Regions from separate parts of the Homo sapiens genome. Here region 2 is linked to region 1. The links are chromatin loops, found by intact Hi-C in ENCODE. Cell type or tissue: gastrocnemius medialis. All regions are shown on one strand.

What was found. Peaks named below come from ENCODE experiments on the same cell type or tissue, not always from the same donor. Only the 100,000 strongest peaks of a DNase experiment are listed, where the experiment ranks them.
Region 2: it touches region 1 in a loop (4-fold over the local background); 6 of 110 quality-filtered maps call a loop at or near these places.

What each region holds. Positions count from the first base shown.
Region 1 is chr14:90,695,881-90,700,880 of GRCh38, reverse strand. All of the region lies in intron 5 of TTC7B (tetratricopeptide repeat domain 7B), which reads left to right. TTC7B-AS2 (TTC7B antisense RNA 2) reads right to left here and starts at 3,548. Exons shown (of 2, transcript NR_135190.1): 1 at 3,217-3,548; 2 at 1,507-3,128. In gastrocnemius medialis, a CTCF peak has its summit at 3,103 (motif pointing right); DNase peaks (open chromatin) are centred at 2,190, 3,120 and 4,410; H3K27ac peaks cover 5,000 bases.
Region 2 is chr14:90,585,244-90,590,243 of GRCh38, reverse strand. The region is part of intron 18 of TTC7B (tetratricopeptide repeat domain 7B); the gene reads left to right. Among named protein-coding and RNA genes, the nearest start is that of TTC7B-AS1, 55 kb to the left of the region's middle. In gastrocnemius medialis, no CTCF peak of the experiment used is centred here; DNase peaks (open chromatin) are centred at 2,143, 2,613 and 3,433; H3K27ac peaks cover 4,048 bases.

The DNA.
Region 1 (5,000 bases):
TATCTGGTTTTGATTTCAGCCTTTTTCAAGATAGATGATACTAAGGGTTACGTAAATTCTCAAGCCTGAGAACTAAAAGTGATGGACCTAGAAGATACATGGTATGTATCTGCTTTTCCGGAGTTGTAAGTGTTGACAATATCCAGAATGACATTGTCTTTGTCAACACTTACAACTCTGGAAAAGCAGATACATACCATAAGGGTATACGTATATGATGATGGGATGTATCTCATGGTATACCAAGTACCTGCTTTAGTTGTTCCCTTTGTAACTGAGATAACTCTTTTCAGCAAGGAGATGGGGAAAGGGGTCTGGGAATATAAGATGGTGCTCACTCTTTTCTTTCTTTTGGGGGTGCCCAGCTTGTTAAACGTCACTGGTACTGGCTGGCCCTGTAAGGCAGTTGAGACAAGGAGTGGTGGGTACACAGGGGGCCTTTGCCTTCACAATGATTGCAGTTTGGTTGGTGAACAGATATAAACTCAAATGAAAATCAGTATGGAAAGGTATAAAGTGCTATCTAGGCTGGCCTCAGCCCTGGGTCTTGACCCTGCAGACAGAGGAGCAAGTGTGAAGGCACAAGGGCAGGAAAGTTTCCCTGAAATGCCTGGAACTTTTCTTTAAAAAACCTCAAAATCTCCATTATCCACGTAGCTCTCTAGAAACTGCTAGGCTGGGCATGCCACTGGTGTAGGAGTACTGCTCCCCCAGGTCTCCACGCTATAAGCAAAGCCCCCGAGGGCATACTAGGCTGTTCTAGTTAAGAGAGTGCAGTGCTTTGCTGCCTGCTGAACTGTGTTCAGTGAGAAAGAAGGAGAAAAGAAACGGGTAGGAAATGTATCCCCTCATTGTCTTGGTTCATTCGGCTCATGATGGTTCTTTTTCATTCAACAAATATTAATTGGGTGCTTCCTGTATGCCAGGCTCCGTTTCAGAGGCTTGGGTTATGTCAGTGAATAAAGCCAAGGCCTCTGTCTTGGAGGCACTTACATTTTTGTGGGGATGTGAAGCCATCTAAGCTCCCTGAGGCAGGGACGGTGTCCCCTGCTCAACAGTGTGTCCTCAGGGACCAACCTGGCCTTGGCTGAGAAACATTGCTCAGTCATTGTGGAAGTAACCTAGTGCTTCAGCATTTCAGGAGTGCTGGTTGGTGAGAAGAAAACATGGAGAAAGGCAGACGGTTTCTTTGCTCTTTGAGATCTACTGGGTTGACTTATTGTGTTTGATCTTTAGTTATAAGATTCTCAGCCACATAAGAGAAAAAAATATTGAATAGACTCTAGCAGGCCTCCTTTTCCTCATTACCCAGGAAATTGACCCAGTCTTTTATTCACACTACTACTTTGAGTTTCCACGACAATGACAGGTGATATTGAATTTAAGTGTATTGGTGCCTAGGTCAGATTTTGAGGTCTGAAGATAATTTGGAAGGACAAGTTAAAGGGAAGAATTGTCTTTTCCCACCCTACTCCCAAGAAATAAAAGGAGAAATAACAACACAACAAAAATGTATTGAGCTTATTATTGAAGTAGCCACTCATTACAAGCTGAAATGATTCTCATGTCCCCAAATTTCTCTAGCCTTGGTTTTCCATTTTGATTTTGGAGCTCTGGCCTTCTTCCCATTTACATTTCCTCCTTGGTTTGATCACAGAGGGACAGATGGCAATATTAAAGAGCCGAGAATGTGGTTCAGAGTCATAGAACAGGACGAAACCAGGTGCGGTAAGCTTGTACGTTAGAATGTACATTTCAGAGCCTGGAAAGGTGCTGCCATGGGGCCCAAGGGGGAACTGGAACCTATCGCCAGGACAGAGGGTCGAGAGGGAGGGTTGAATGCTGGCGAATCAGCAGACAAGCCCTGGAAGGAGGTTCAGCAGGAGGAGGATAAAACCAGATAGAAAAGATAGGAGAGAAGAAAAGATGGAAGTAGGTCAAGGGAAGAGTAGACTATGTCCCCATGAAAAGTGGTAGGCTTTCCTGCCAGTGGAAAAACAAGGATTTGAATGAGAGCAAGGCTGTGGGACTCTGGCCTGAGCTCTCCATAATGGGCTGAGGACAGTGATGTTGGTGAGCGGAAGCAGAGCTTTGCCTGTCAGGCGGAACGAGCAGCTGGTGCTCCGGGGACCTGCAGGCCCTTTCCTCCTTGGTCCCAGCCGAGCTGTTGGGAACGATTCCAAGTGGAAGGAAATGCACCCAGCTCAGGAAGCTTGTGAAGTAAAGTGCAGGAGATGAACCCCAAGTTCTGACAGCTTGCCAGAGTGCCCGCTGAGTGAATGCTGGCAGGAACATTTGTTTTGAGAATAGTTTACCATAATGAATTCTGACATCATTGCACTCTCTCAGGCAAGGGTGTTGAAATGGAATAAATGACCTAATGTCAGGGATTTGTGGAAACCCTCAAAACAGGGAGATTGGGAGATTCCTTGGCTCTCTTATCTTCATTTTGAGTGGAGTTTTAAGCAACAGTTCCTTCTTAGATGTTTAATTGATCTCAACATTTTAAGAATTAACTAACAGTTTGAAGATATGAAAGCAATCGTGTGGGTTTTGTTTGCCTCTCTCAAATTGGGTTATCTCATAGCATTTGGAATAGAATTCTTGCAAGTTAACTTCCTCTTTTTTTTGTTCTGATTATCCGTGTACTTGAACATTTTTCCTTTTCTGCTCTCATGGCAACAGTGGAAGCGATTAGTTGAATAAAATTATGATTATGTGATTTAAACATGTTTGGAAGACAGGATTTCCTGGGAATCATGCTTTTACATTTGGGCACTTTAAGATGTGCCTGTTTCACCTCTTCTTGCTGTCCGATTGATCTGTGGTGGGGCGGGCACCCTTCTGGGTGCCGCATTCATTGCAATGGGTTGTAGCTTCAGGCCTTCTCAGCTCTGTGGTTACTGTGGCTTCTTTGTTTACAAGCAGATGCTTCCCAGATTGAGGAAGAATTTGCTTCTGAATCTTAAACTCTCTCCAGGAATAAACTGGAAACAGTTTGAGAAAAACTTGTATTTGCTTCAAAGGCTTAATTGGGAATACGCACCCAGTGGCTGGTGTTGCCTCATCCTGCCTGGCCTCCTTCGGGGCGGAGACTTCCTCCGTTCCTCCACCAGAGGGCCTCGGTCCTGCATGGGAGAAACCGTCTTGCACCTTAACGGGGGAATTGAATTTCTCTACCCGTCATTGATCTCTTTCGGCAGCCCAGGGCATTACCCGCATTCACTGGACTTCTTCACCTGGGCCAACGGATTTTCTTTCCAGTTTTGGACCAGTAATGAGTATCTTATTAGCTGTCATCACTGGGACACACAGAATTTATGTTATAAATATATGAAGTAATTTGCATATTAATGATGCAAAACATAGACCTGAACTCTTGGATTCATATTTTGTTCCTTCCTCTAGAGTTACACTTCTGTTTTAGAGCTTATGTGTACCCAGGAAGGTAACAGAGTACGGTAGAAAGCTCCCAGCTCACTCTCTCACTGGGCCTGTGAGCTTGAGCAGGCCCTTCACTTCTGTGTCATAACGGACCAGATTCTGTTGGATCATTTATAGCTGGAAAATTCTGTGCTTCTGTAACTGTCTAAGTAGCTTACTCTGTTTCCTAGGACACTGGAAACATTCTGAATGACCAGTTCCTATTTGTAGGCTTCCCTGGGTTACAATATTTAGGTTTGATCCTGCTTATTCCAGGCCTGATTTCTACCTGGTAAATCAGCCCCTTCAACCAGGGTCTCCACTTATGTTGCCTCAGTCACAGCTTATTTCATACAATTCAAAGTACCATCCCTTCTGTACCCAGTAGGAGTTTAATCCGTGATTCTGGAACAAAGTTAGACTACCATATCCATTCCCATCCTTTGTTTAGCTGTAGCTATTTCCTTCCCGCCGTGTTACTTAAGAGAACTGAGCTTCAGTCCAAAGCAAATGTACTTTGTTGCCTGTGAACATGGATCCCATAAAAACAAATGAAGGAGAAAGCAGAGTAGATTGCATGTCCCAGGGCCTGTTACCTAATCTTTATTCACGTCTCTGTTAGGTTTCCTTTAGTGCTGCTTGGCATCCTGAGCACAGCTTCTCTTTTTATGCCACCATCAAGCTTCTGATCTGATATCATCTGATATGTGTGGGTGAGAGGACTATGGGAGTATTTATGTACCTATGCCAATAAATCATTATCTTAAAGTTCTGGGGCCATTCTTGTGCATGAGAGCCCTGGGATGTCATGTAGGTATAAGATGCGAATTAATAGCCCTCATGAGTGCTTGTAACTTACAGAACCCACATTCAGTTTGATTTAATATCTTTGCATGATTCAAAATGTCGTCCAAGAAGAGAGCCAAATACCTAGAGCATCTGCCACGGCCTGCAGAGGCTGGCTGACACGTTTGCACTGGCTGACCCACACTGTGGCTTTTTGGAAAGATGAGATATGTTCTAATGAGCAGGTTATAAATATCGCCGAGTTATGTCATAGGTGGTGGCCGTGCTTAATGTAAAGGGACCAGCTGGGGAGCGTTCCCAGCTCAGCAGGCTGGATGCAGCTTTCAGAGAGGACAAGTGGGGCTTGAAAATATTGACCAGGATGTTACAAAATAATTATTTGTCTCTTAATGAAACATGTCACCAAATGTGTCCCTGTGGGGTGTGAGTGGCAGCGAGATGAGGTGTGCTCTGCTCACACTCAGGGAGCTCGGGTTCCAGTTGTCACATGCTCGCTCTCAGAAGGGGCCTCTGACCCTTTGCTTCTTTTTCGTCAGTGTGGGGTTTGGAGGAGGGTTGGTTTGATGAATTTACTGGGTTTGATAAGTTTATGTTCTCAAAGATGCAGAGTGGTTGCTTGGTGGAGTTCCTGTTTTTTTGTGCCTTCCATCTTCATATTTTATCCTTACCCATGTTGCACACGGTGCTTGCTCATATTCCTGTGCCCTGTTGCCCAGTGTTGTCTCCCACCTTTTAAATGAAAATATAGATTTCAGTCCCACTCTATAGAG
Region 2 (5,000 bases), 110 kb after region 1:
TGCTTTGTAAGGGGACAGGCCCAGGAGATGAGGGATGCTTGCCCACAGCAGGTCCCCACTTTCTGTATGATAGGTGCTCCCTTCCATAGGTCCATGGCACACAATTGAAAAGCCACAAAGTGAAAAGGCTCCCTCTTATCCCTGAGCCTCAGTCACCCCCACCACAGGCAACCACTGTCACCGGTTCTGTGCATCTTCCAGAAATCTCACATGCTGTACTTTGTCCCCCACCACCCCCTGAATGTGCCACCTGGTAGGTCAGTGCACATCAGCACCTGTAAGGTGACTTATACTTTGTCACAGCTACAGAGTATGTCTACTGTATGGTTAGACCATCATTTAACCAATACTCTACTGATTAACATTTAGATTTTAATCTTAAATTCAGCTGATAACATTTAGCTTATTATGGCAATTTGTGCCATGTTGACTCTTTCAAAGCAACGATTTTGCTTGAGTCAAGATGTAGAATCATATCATACCTTCACATAGCCTTTTAAGAGGTAAATTTAGAAGAAAACAGCTTTCACCGCACTGTCGGGTTTTACCTTATGTGGTTTGAGCTCCCCCACTCTAGTATTTTGCCATTACAGATAATGCTTCAATAAGTATCCCTATACACAGTCTACCCTTTACATTCTCAGGTTCTGCACCCACGGATTTAACCAACCTTGCATTAAAAATATCTGAAAAAAATCTGTCTGTACTGAACAAGTACAAACTTTGTCTTCTTGTCATTATTCCCTAAACAATACAGTATAAGAACTATTTAAATAGCATTTACATTGTATTAGGTATTTTAAGTAATCTAGAGATGATTTAAAACACACAGGAGGATGTGCATAGGATAATTTAAAATACACAGGAGGATGTGCAAATCCTGCACCATTTCATATCAGGGACTAGAACATCCATGGATTTTGGTATTCAAGGGAGGTCCCAGAACCAATTCCCCATGGATACTGAGGGCTGACTGTGTATTTTTTTTTATCTGTAAGATAAACTCTAAACAGTGGAAGTGATGGATGAAGGGGTGTGTACTCTTTAATTTTGATAAGTTTTGTCCATTGCCTTCCACAGAATTGTACCAGTTTACATTCCAGTCAACAATGTGCTAACGTCCACTTTCTCACGCCCTTGCCAACACAATGAATTCTCAGAATCCTTGATCTTTCCAGTCTGACAAGTAGAAAATGGTATTTCAGTTTTCTGTCCGTAGCTTTTGACCATTTATCTTCTTAGATACTGAGCTTTTCCTTTTTATTTCTAAGCACTTATTGTGTGTCAAAGAAATCTGCCTTGTCTCTGAAATAGGTGCTGTAAACATCTTCCAAGGGTTTTTTTTTTTTTTTTTTTTAGTTTTTGTTTGTCTTTTGCCGTTTTTTAAAATAAATTTATCAATTTTTTCTTACGGCATCTGTGCCTCCCATGATATTTGGAAAGCAACTATTCATGTTTATGGTTTCTTTTCCTAAAAGTTCCAGGTATGTTCCAGTGCCATTTGTCTATATACTATTCTGTAAAGAAAGTCAGAGAAAGGTTATTTTCTCCATTTTTACAATGTGGGAGCCCAGGCTGGATAGAAGTGAGCACCTTTGCAGTCTCACTATGCAGAAGTCAGGAGAGCCCCATTAGAGCATGGGATGTGGCACCTCAAGACATGGTTCCTCAGGAGCCATTCCTCATCTTCCTTGAGTGCACACCTTACTGCTGGCATTGGAAATTCGCATGTCCACAGCCCTTCAGCACTGAGCCAGGGTCTTTTCCAAACCAAACAGCTTCTTGGTGCCCATTTTTCAATTTCCACCTTGGGATGGCAGCTAAAAATGACTTTGCGGTAGGTGGTTAATTTCTGCTTGTTACTTACTAATAATTACAGCTTTCACTTTGGCACCTCTCATGGTTGAAACCAGCGGCTATTCTTAGATATGCAAGATCAGATTTTCTGATTTCTGCTGGAAATTTAAGGCTGTAATACTCTCACAAATTCCTTGGCCCTGGCCTGGCCTGGCCTGGCCTGGCGCCTTTGCCCAGACTCCTCCCAGGCACCAGAGGTTGCATCAGCAGGGTCAAGGGGTAATCCCGTAGCCTTGCCCCATTCGTGACGAGATGAAGACAGTTCCCAGACAGGTGGTGTGTGCAGTCACTGTACAGGGAGCGCCTGTGAGAGGGAACACGACGTCCCTGAGGGTCAAGCCCGTCCAGCTAACGTTTACCACACACTGTAGATGTGTCAGATGCTATTCCAAGGACTTTAATATGTCTTAATTTGTTCAGTCCTCATAATAACCTTATGAGGTATAAATACCCGTATTCACCCCATTCCATAGGTGAAGAAACTGAGACACAGCTATCAGGTCACTTGCCGAAGGTTACGTGGCTAAAGAGTTAGAAAGCCACAATCTAAACCCAAGCAGTGTGGCCCCAGAACCCTAGCTCCAACCCACAGTAGGCACTCAGTTGTCAACACAGTATCGTCCAGCATCTCCACCTGCCACAGTGGAGCGAGGCACTGGAGTCCTATGGTTATGAAGACAGACACAGCTCCTGGCCTTCATGGCATTTGCAGATGTGGAACAGAACAATGACAGAAGCACTTAACTCCCTGTGCCAAGTGCTGGGGGGAGCACTGTAGGCCCCTGCGACCCCTCATAACACAAGGCCTCCCCCAACCAGGGGAGCCAGAGGGGGCCTGCACACACTTGGGCAGTGACCTCAGCAGTGACTAGCACCAGGTCAGGGACGATGGAGGCATAGAACAGCATGTGGGAAGACCTGGGGGCAGCCTGAGCTCTGAGTGTTAGAGGAATACTGGCCCCTGGGGCATGAACCCTGAGGAGTAAGCAGTAAAGCAGCCAAGGGGAGCCAGGAGAAGGGCCCAGGCTCAAGTCATGCCAGCACCCCTGGCAGCCATGTTAAGATATTTTAGTTAATCCTAAAATCATTGGAAAGCTACTGAGGGACTTGAAGCAGGAGCATGAAAGGACCACTTTCAAAAGATCACTCCAAGCTGGGCACTACTCAGGAGGCTGAGGTGGGAGGATTGCCTGAGTCCGGCCTGGGCAACATAGCAAGACCCCTCTCCGGAAAAAAAATCACTCCAGCTAAATGTGGAGAATGGATGGAAGGCAGTCAAAGTGGACGCCGGCAGAGCAGGAAATTGGGAGCATTGGTCCAGGTGGTAGAGGACAGCAGCTTGGTCTGTGGTCTCAATGGAGATGAAGAGGAGGGGACCCTGAGATGCCTTCTGAGGCAGAACTGATGGGACTTGTTGTAGGTTGGATGTTGAGGGGTGAAGGAAAAGGAGGAATACAGAAGGAAACCTGAGTGTGGGGCTTGAGTCTGTGGGTGACTGGTGACACCATTTGCTGCAATGAGGAAGCCTGGGGAAGAACTGATGAGTTGGAGTCAGGGAGGCAGAGACTTCAGAGTCCCACTTGAGCTTGGAAGTGTCGGGTGCCTGAGGACAAGGAAGTCAGGATGCCAGGCAGGCGGCTGGATGTTCCGGTCTACATTTCAGAACTGGGCTGGAAACATACCTTTAAGAGTTGGGATTTAAAGCCCCCTTTAAAGGCCTAAGATAGGTGCTAAGACGGCCTAAGAAGAGAATGTAGGTGGAGAAGTGAAAGGGCCAGACTGAGACTGAGCCCCTCCACATTTAAAGCTTGGGGAACAGCCGGGTGCAGTGGCTCATGCCTGTAATCCCAGCAGTTTGGAAGGCTGAGGCGGGTCAATCACCTGAGGTCAGGAGTTCAAGACCAGCCTGGCCAACATGGTGAAACCCCGTCTCTACTAAAAATACAAAAGTAGCCAGGTGTGGTGGCAGGCACCTGTAATCCCAGCTACTCGGGAGGCTGAGGCAGGAGAATCGCTTGAACCTGGGAGGTGGAGATTGCAATGAGCCGAGATCGCACCACTGCACTCCAGCCTGAGCAACAAGAGCGAAACTCCACCTTGAAAAAAGAAAAAAAGATTGAGGAGCAGAGGAAGAGCCACAGCATCTGAAGGGGAGTGGTCGGCAAGGCGGGAGGAAAGCAGCGCAGACGGCATCGCGGCAGCCAGGGGGGCAGGAAGGAGCCCATGCGGTGAAGGCGAGAACCTGGGTCTGGCTCATCAGTTACAACCCTGGCCCCGCCACACACTAGCAGTAATACCTGGGCAAGCTATTCCCACTCCCACTGAGCCTCTATGTCTTCTATTAAATGAAGAGAGTTAGGACAACCACATAACAGCAAACACATAACAACTACTAAAATAACGATTTTTAAGGAGGATGTGGCCGGTGGGCAGTGCCGCTGAGAGGTTGGGAATGTAGCGACAAAAGCATTTGCTGGACCTGATGTATGGGAGTGTTGGTAACGAGACTGGATTTAGTGGCGTGGTGGAGATGGATGCCATCTGGTGTGGGTTGCAGAGCAAATGGCAAGTGAGGAAGTTAAGGCACAGAAGGTGCACAGTTCTTGCAAGAAGAATCCCTCTGGAGCAGCAATGAGGGATGTGATTGGGAGCCTGGGGCTTGAAGGGGGCTGAAACCCGTTGGAGCATGTTGATTGGATGTGCGGAGCTGCGTAGGGACTGAGGAGGCTGAAGCCCATTGGAGCACGTTGATTGCCCACAGGGATGATCAGGTAAAAATGAGGCCCTCGGCATCCAAAAGAGAGGGGGGATGTGTGGAGGTGAAATGAATTCCTCCAGCAAGAGTGTGGTGGGGTCCAGGGCACAGGCAGAGGGCTCTCAGTGACGAAGTCAGAAGAGACACAGAGTGGATGGAACAGAGGACACAGATGAGTTGTTGGTTTGGTGGCCAGAAGAGGCTCGGGGTCCACTTGGCTGGCTTCTGACTTCTCTCTGAATGATGTGTCAAGGCAGCGGAGGGGATGGGTCAGGAGTCAGAACAGCGGGGCTGAGGCCAGGAAGGGCTAGCGCCTGTCACTGCTGCAGCTAGGGGAGGAGGAGCTCATCCTGCTGTGCCACGGAGCCCCTGGAGAAGGGATCCCTCT